2 separate regions of the Homo sapiens genome follow, and region 2 is linked to region 1. Evidence: chromatin contacts called from ENCODE Hi-C or POLR2A ChIA-PET data. All regions are on one chromosome and are shown on one strand. Each heading gives the region's core, a stretch centred on a gene start or an enhancer-like site at or near the end of the contact. The rest is flanking DNA. Distances are from core to core; before and after follow the strand shown. Region 1 overlaps FOXO1 (forkhead box O1). Region 2 overlaps FOXO1 (forkhead box O1).

Evidence for each region. Hi-C counts contacts between places; a loop is a spot of excess contacts on that map. ChIA-PET counts read pairs that join two places held with the same protein, here RNA polymerase II (POLR2A).
Region 2: a map of Right ventricle myocardium inferior shows a loop between it and region 1 (2.4-fold over the local background). The contact joins two enhancer-like sites. A Hi-C loop is called at or near these places in 4 of 168 maps with a recorded cell type or tissue (B cell, CD4-positive, alpha-beta T cell, Right ventricle myocardium inferior and 1 more). POLR2A ChIA-PET finds 5 or more read pairs at or near these places in 11 of 52 experiments (B cell, CD8-positive, alpha-beta T cell, T-cell and 7 more).

What each region holds. Positions count from the first base shown.
Region 1 is chr13:40,561,558-40,565,030 of GRCh38, reverse strand. All of the region lies in intron 1 of FOXO1 (forkhead box O1), which reads left to right. Among named protein-coding and RNA genes, the nearest start is that of LINC00598, 82 kb to the right of the region's middle. RefSeq lists enhancers at 1-67, 950-1,703. Within about 2 kb of position 1,912, at least 12 of the 41 ENCODE cell types and tissues checked have a DNase peak (open chromatin) inside an H3K27ac peak, as active enhancers do; they include B cell, where a contact is called at or near this core.
Region 2 is chr13:40,612,328-40,615,800 of GRCh38, reverse strand. All of the region lies in intron 1 of FOXO1 (forkhead box O1), which reads left to right. Among named protein-coding and RNA genes, the nearest start is that of FOXO1, 53 kb to the left of the region's middle. RefSeq lists an enhancer at 2,456-2,505. Within about 2 kb of position 1,625, at least 26 of the 41 ENCODE cell types and tissues checked have a DNase peak (open chromatin) inside an H3K27ac peak, as active enhancers do; they include B cell, where a contact is called at or near this core.

The DNA.
Region 1 (3,473 bases), core at 663-3,162:
CATAGAACAGCCAGCAGAGCAGGTTGAACAAGCAAGTACACCATGTCGGGGTTCCCCGACTACACCATGTCGGGGTTCCCCGACTCCCCCATCTGTGGAGCTCATTGGGTCAGGCTTCCCAGGAAGCACATGCTGCACTGCTTGGGGTGGCCAGGCATGCAGATGGCAGATGGGGTGTGTGCAGAGGCTTGTGAGTGGGGCTGCAGAGAAACAAGCTAGTGGAGAGGAGATTGGCTGGCTTGTGTTTCTCTAGTGCCGTCATGTAGAAACGCTGGATTTGGGCAAGTGATTGACAGGGCATGAACCTCTGTCCTGACATCCTGCCTCTGTCCTCAGGTAATATTTGTTGAGAGTTCAAGGGCATAATATTTCAGAGCCCAGCAGTCTCACGCGGCTCTGCTGCGAAGTCCTTCTGGTGAACTGCTCTTCCATCCAGCCTCTCCTGTGGCCAGTAGGGGAGTGCAGACACAACGTCGTTAATAGCAACACATTTTTACAAAATTTACCTTTTCAAACCCCACCCCCTAGAAACCGTAGCTTCTTTAATGTCCCGCTGGCTGTGTGAAAAACAGGAATTTATGTAACAAGTCCTGCACAGCAAACCTTTTCCTGTTCGGAAAAAATTTTAATTGTTGGCAAAGTTAGGAAACAGCTCTGTTACTCAAAGAGCGACCTGAAATGTCCTCTTAGAAAAATATGTAATATGATGTTTTGATAAGTAGGAGACTGCTGTGGCTTTTTTTTTTTTAAAGTCTAAATTAGTATATGTCCCACCTGAGTTAGTGAACGCTTCTTGAATGTTTTAAAGATTTCCTTATTATGTCTCCTGCAGTCTTTTTAAAAATGACCCCCAGCTGGGCTTGCCAGTGATCTGACAGGCTTATCATGAATGTTAGAGAGCTTCACCCCCTCTCCCCAAGTCAATGCAACAACCAGGAAGCTTCTATCTGGGAAGATCTTTCTTCCCCCTTTATCATTAACTAAATGTGACAGGGACAGGAGTCAAGCTTCCTCTCCTCCAGAGATTTCATCGGAGCTTATCTGTGTGTCTATTGTGTTCAAAGAACAAAACTGTCATGATGGAATATTGTGCAAATGCCTGGACTTCCAGTGTATAGAAAATGTCAGGGTCAGACTGCAGGGCTGCATTCCAGTGCTACCCCAAGTGCGGGCCTGCTGATCTTAAGGAGGAATTAAGAACTCGGTTCGGCTGGGGTTGGTGGGTACAGCAGACAAGGCTGTGGCTCTGTGAGCATACATGTGTGTGTGTGGCGCCTTCCCATAGGAATTTGGGGATCTTAGGGGAATGCAATAGGATGGGAGGGAAATGTACTCCCTGGCCTCTTTTAGGGATTCTTGTACCTACTCTAAGCCCCTGGCCCTCCTCACAGCGTGTCTCGAGGTGAGGGTAGATCTTGGGTGTGGAGGAAGGTGGGGATTCTTGGGAACAGGAGACAGTCACTGCCATCACCACACACCTGCTCCGTTCCAGCCGGGAATCTGGGGCTCCGGTGGTGTCTTCCCCGCTCTCACACTTCACTGTATGCTCTGGCAGGAGGGCTTGTCACGTAGCTGCTGTGTTGAAATCTTTAGGCGGAATGCAGTACAGAGAGTCAGAGGGCGTTTTGAAATGTGGATTTCTCAGCCCTGACTGCTGGGCCTTACCCTGACTTTTGCATCTCCCTTTAGAAAGTGAGACCCCTCCATTTTCTCTCTTCTACCACCTTTTAATGAGAGAAGACTTCTCTCCCAGTTTGTGTTGGAGCCAGGCCTCATCCTGCTGTGCAGAGGCTCTGCTCAGGCGCAGTGGTTGGCACTCGGGCCCGGGCGTCCCATGTCAATGGCATGAGGATGTGGGCGCTGTGGCTGCACCCCTGGGTGACCACAAATCCAGCCAGAGCCTTTTTGTGGTTGAGAAGAGGGGCCGCAGAGATGCAGGGGGCATGGTCAGCTGAGCCTTGCATCCAGTTGGCAGAGGAGGCCAAGAAAGCTGGGAGACTGTGCACATTCCAGGGTCTTAGGGCACCCAGAATCCCACTCCTTGGGAGCAGACCTCTGAGGAAAGAGGCTGCTGAATGAACAAGGTGTAGTGGCTGTGTGCCCTGTACTGTGCTGGGGGCCAGAAGCTATAAGACAAGGCCCTTCCTTCTGGGGAGCTCACAGCGTTTCCCTCGTCTCCTTTTCCACGTGTCCCACGGACTCCCCTGAACACCATCTTACTCTGTGTTGTAGAGGAGGTGAATCAAACCATGGCTTTCTCATCTGCAGCCTGGCTCTGGTGTTTCTGCTGAAACTTGGAGAGACCACCTCTGGCCCCTTTCACCATATATTTGCAGTTGTGGGTTTGTATCTGTACTACTTCTAAGCTCCTATACATACCACACTGAATAGGAATAGAGAAGCAGGACTTTGGGGCGCAGGATACCACTATTCTAAGTTGGGGTCTAATATTCCCTTCATGGTGACTGCTTACATGCCAGGCACCGCTGAGCATTTTTATGTATCTCATTTAGTACATGTAACAACCCTGATAAGGCTCTGTAATTTAGCCCTGCTTTACAGGTGAGGAAACTTAAGACACATTAGGGGCTAGGCAGCTTCCCAAGGTCACCTAGGTAAGTAAGTAGCAGAGCCACCCAGGAAGTACTCAAAAGAAAGATTGTTGGTTTTTCTTCCCTAGTTGGCCTAGGGATGATAAACATGGCATGATTAGTTATGAAGCTGCGGTAGCTTGAGAGTTAGAGCTCTTTGCGTTCTCTGTCATTTCTTCCCATCCCAGGTTGTCTGTTTGGACAGTGTAGCCCCTGGCTACGTGGAGGTGTGTCATGGAGTTAGTTGGTGCATCCTGCTCATACTACTGGTCATTGGTAGAACTGGAGGGTAGGGGCACTACTTGAATTAAAAAAAAATTTCTTTTGGCAGGTCAGCTTTCTCAAATACAAAAGCAATGACTCTGTTTTCCTTACATTCACTTGTATTTGCTTAATGGGCTTTAAAGGTGTGAATGAATCCAAGTCTTATTAATTTGGGGGCCTTTAATTCTTGATCAGCTCTATATTTCTATATTCTTTTTTTTTTTTTTTTTTTGGCGACAGAGTGTTTAACTCTTGTTGCCCAGGCTGGAGTGATCTCAGCTCACCGCAGTCTCCTTCTCCTGCCTCAGCCTGCCAAGTAGCTGGGATTACTGGCGCCTGCCACCACACCCGACTAATTTTTGTATTTTTAGTAGAGATGGGGTTTCACCATGTTGGCTAGGCTGGTCTTGAACTCCTGACCTCAGGTGATCTGCCTGCCTTGGCCTCCTACAGTGCTGGGATTATAGGTGTGAACCACCATGCCTGGCCTATATTCTATATTCTATATATTCTATATTCTTTTGTCTTTTTTGTTTCTGTAAGTATGTGGGCCCAGTAATATAAAACTTCTTTATGTAAATGGCACAGGTTCAAACTGAAGAGAATTGGCAGTAGTTT
Region 2 (3,473 bases), core at 376-2,875, 51 kb before region 1:
CACTTGGCCTCCTTTCACGCCATGCATCCTTCTGCCTCGGGGCTTTGGCACCATCCCTTGCCTCTCTTTGGAACACTCTTCCCCAGATGTCTGTCTGGCTACTTCCTTCACCTCACCTCGCTCACTCAGATGTCACCTTTTCAAAGCAGTCTTCCTTGACCTCATTGTTGATAATCACAGCCTCCTCACATGCCCGGTATATGCCATGCACCATCCCTTCTGCTGTATGTATGTATGTATGTATGTATGTATGTATGTATGTATGTATGTATTTGAGATGGAGTCTCACTCTGTCACCCAGAGTGCAGTGGTGCGATCTTGGCTCACTGCAACCTCCACCTCCTGGGTTCAAGCAGTTCTGCCTCAGCTTCCCAAGTAGCTGGGATTATAGGCGCGCACCCCCATGCCCGGTTAAATTGTATTTTTAGTAGAGATGGGGTTTCACCATGTTGGCCAGTCTGGTCTCCAACTCCTGACCTCAGGTGATCCGCCTGCCTCGGCCTCCCAGAGTGCTAGGGTTACAGGCGTGAGCCACTGCGTCTGGCCCCCTCTGCTTTATTTCTCATAGCACTTGTTGCCACCTACCCCCAGTGTGTATTCTTGTCCATCTCCCCCACCATAGAGCAGAGGCTCCACAAGGACAAGCATCCTCTGTTTTGTTCATTATCTTGAACCCACACGGTGGTAGGTGCTCAGCGGTTGTTTGCTGCATGAATGTGCATTTTATCTACCTCTGCATTCACTGTGTGCTTTTCTGCCTTACTGGAGTGATGGGAGTGATCATTGGGAACTTCGGGTTTTTTGCATACCCACCTATGCCATGTCTTCTGGAGCTTGGCAAAGACTTCCTCTTACTGTGTACATTGATTTGCCTCCTAGCTACTTCAGCATGGTTTTCAAGATAGGAAGGGATGAGCCTTTCAGGAGAAACTTTATAACAAAGTGTGTTAAGTAACTGGCCTTATTTTATACACAGTTTAAATCCAGCGGGCCCTGGATGAGGATTTGAGAGGATCTCTGTGCTCTGTAGTTCTGTGGATTAGCACTTGGCTTTCATTGTTTTCTTTTAGCCCTGACTTTCTGGTTCACATTTGTTTAAATAGTCTAAGTGTTTCAGAGGCCGAGGGGTTGGAAGGCTGGCCACCAGATAAGGGGAGCATCACTATCCTTGTGCTTTCTTCTCTGCAGGGCCAAGAGATCTTCCACTGTGCACTGTGAGAAAGTTGCTGGCGTTGTTCTCAGTAACAAAATCTTCTACGTGAAGATTTGCTGTCCCCTCAGTTCCTTAGTTTTCCTCTTTACAAAATGAAACGTCATTGACCATGTTTTCAGGCTGCTTGCAACTCCAGTGACCTTGAGTCCTGTAGGTCCCTCTTGCTAAGTAGAATGTTCAGATGAATTAAATATGGTGCCATTGTGTTGCAGAATCACACTTTGAAAAGAGGTCCTATTCCCTGCAGTGCTCTTGACTTTCTGAAGAGGACTGAGCTCATGGTCAGCATGTTTCCTGGTGGTTAAACATATCTAGCTTTAAAATTTCCAGCTGCTAGAGGAGACGAAGACGATGAGAAGCAAGCACACAGCAAACTGTTTGGCTTTTAGATGCATCCTGGCCTGGCCGGGTGGACTTGCACAGAACTGCTGGTGCCAGGTTAGTTCCCTGGGACTTTTCCAACATTTGTCTCTGTATTGAGTTTTGTCCTTATTCCTGAAATAGAGTAGCCACTGAAATCAGGAACCAGAACTTCTGGAAAATACCTTTGGAAACCACTGTGTTGCATGGTAGAAGAAAGGCAACTGCCAGTAGTTAAAATACCGGGTTGAGTGCTAGTTTTTTCACCCTTTATTTTTTCTTTTTAAGGAGAGGTCTGATTTACTTTCTTCTGTCTGTTAAAGCTCTTCACAGGTTCTTAGAAAAACAAGCCATTTAATGGTACCAGCCGTGAGGATCCAACTTCAGTTCCATGAAAGCTGCCTGGTAGTTCTGGTCACAGGGTCCTGATGGGAGACCGTGTAACTGCTGCTAGGCAGTCAGCTGGAGGGCTCTGGTGTGGCTCACGCTTGTGTTTGTTCAAGTGACCTGAATGTGCTTCCTCTTTGGGGACCTGTTTCAAATGCACATGCTGACGCCGTAATCATCCACTAAACCAAGTGAGAGTCAGGAAATTCAAATTCGTAGTGCCTGTGACTTGGCCACACTCCCTGTACACATAAAACAAGGTCTTAAATCAGAGAAACTACCATCTAGATTAACACTCAAACTGCAGATGGGGACCGGAGCTGCTCTTGGTGTGGGAACTGCAACTTTGAAGTTCCAGACTTTGATGTGATTAACATTTCAGACTTAAAGTCCTTTCTGTGTGGTAACTTTTTTTTTTTTAAACACCAAACTGAAAATAAAAATTGATTAGATTAGGGGTGTCGGAGAAGCAGATTGTAAAGGGAGGAGCCCTCTTGCAAACCACATGTAACTATGTCACATCCTTATGTGCCTCAGGAAGAGAGAGATGACAGACTAGTGACCTTTCACCATATCTCTTTTACTTATAGCTGTTCTTACAGAGACCCTGCCCTCCAACACACACACCACCTCCAAAAAGAGGACACTTTTGACTTTGCTATCTCTTATTGACCAAGTGATAATCCTGATGGAGAGATGGGGTTTACAGGCATGAGGTGTTCTTTTTTACCCAGATTTCAAGGTTCAAATACTGGAGATCATCTTACAGCCTTCTTCAAATTGTGGCTGATTAAAGTTTAATTCTTCACCTCTGTCTTGCTGGTGAAAGGAATACGAGGGCAGGGAAAGTGGAGTTTGTGGGTCATTCCTCTTTTAAAACGTTGCCATTAAAATTGTAGATAAACCGATACACAGTAGTCCTCCTTTATAGGAGGGAGATAGTTCCAGGACCCACAGTGAGTGCCTGAAACTGGATAGTATCAGACCCTGTGTATACTACGTTTTTCCCTATACCTACATACCTATGATAGTTATACATTAGGCAGAGTAAGAGATTAACAACAATAACTAATAATAAAACAGACCAATAATAACAGTATAATGTAATAAAAGATAGATGAATGTGGTTTCTCTCTCTCTCAAAATATCTTACTGTGTTGTACTGCAGGTAACTCAAAAAGGTGGAAAGTGAAAGCTCAGGGAAGGACTACTGTACATGGAATTGACATCAAGCAAACAAGAAATGTTGTGCCTGGGATGATAAAATTTCTTGGCCACTGAAATTGTTGGGCCAGCCTTCTTTTTGAAAGAAATCTCCTTAGGCATGCTTGCGAACGCACGTGTGTGTATACGTACATATGTGTAACACACACACAAGTCTCTTCTGTTTTCTTAGGTTAAAAACCTGAGGTGTCATCCTGATAATTTCATGGAGACCCTGTAACATTTTTGCCATCATACATGGCACTTTATCTTCGTAGCTGTGTCTGTGATATACTGTCTGCCTGCTGTG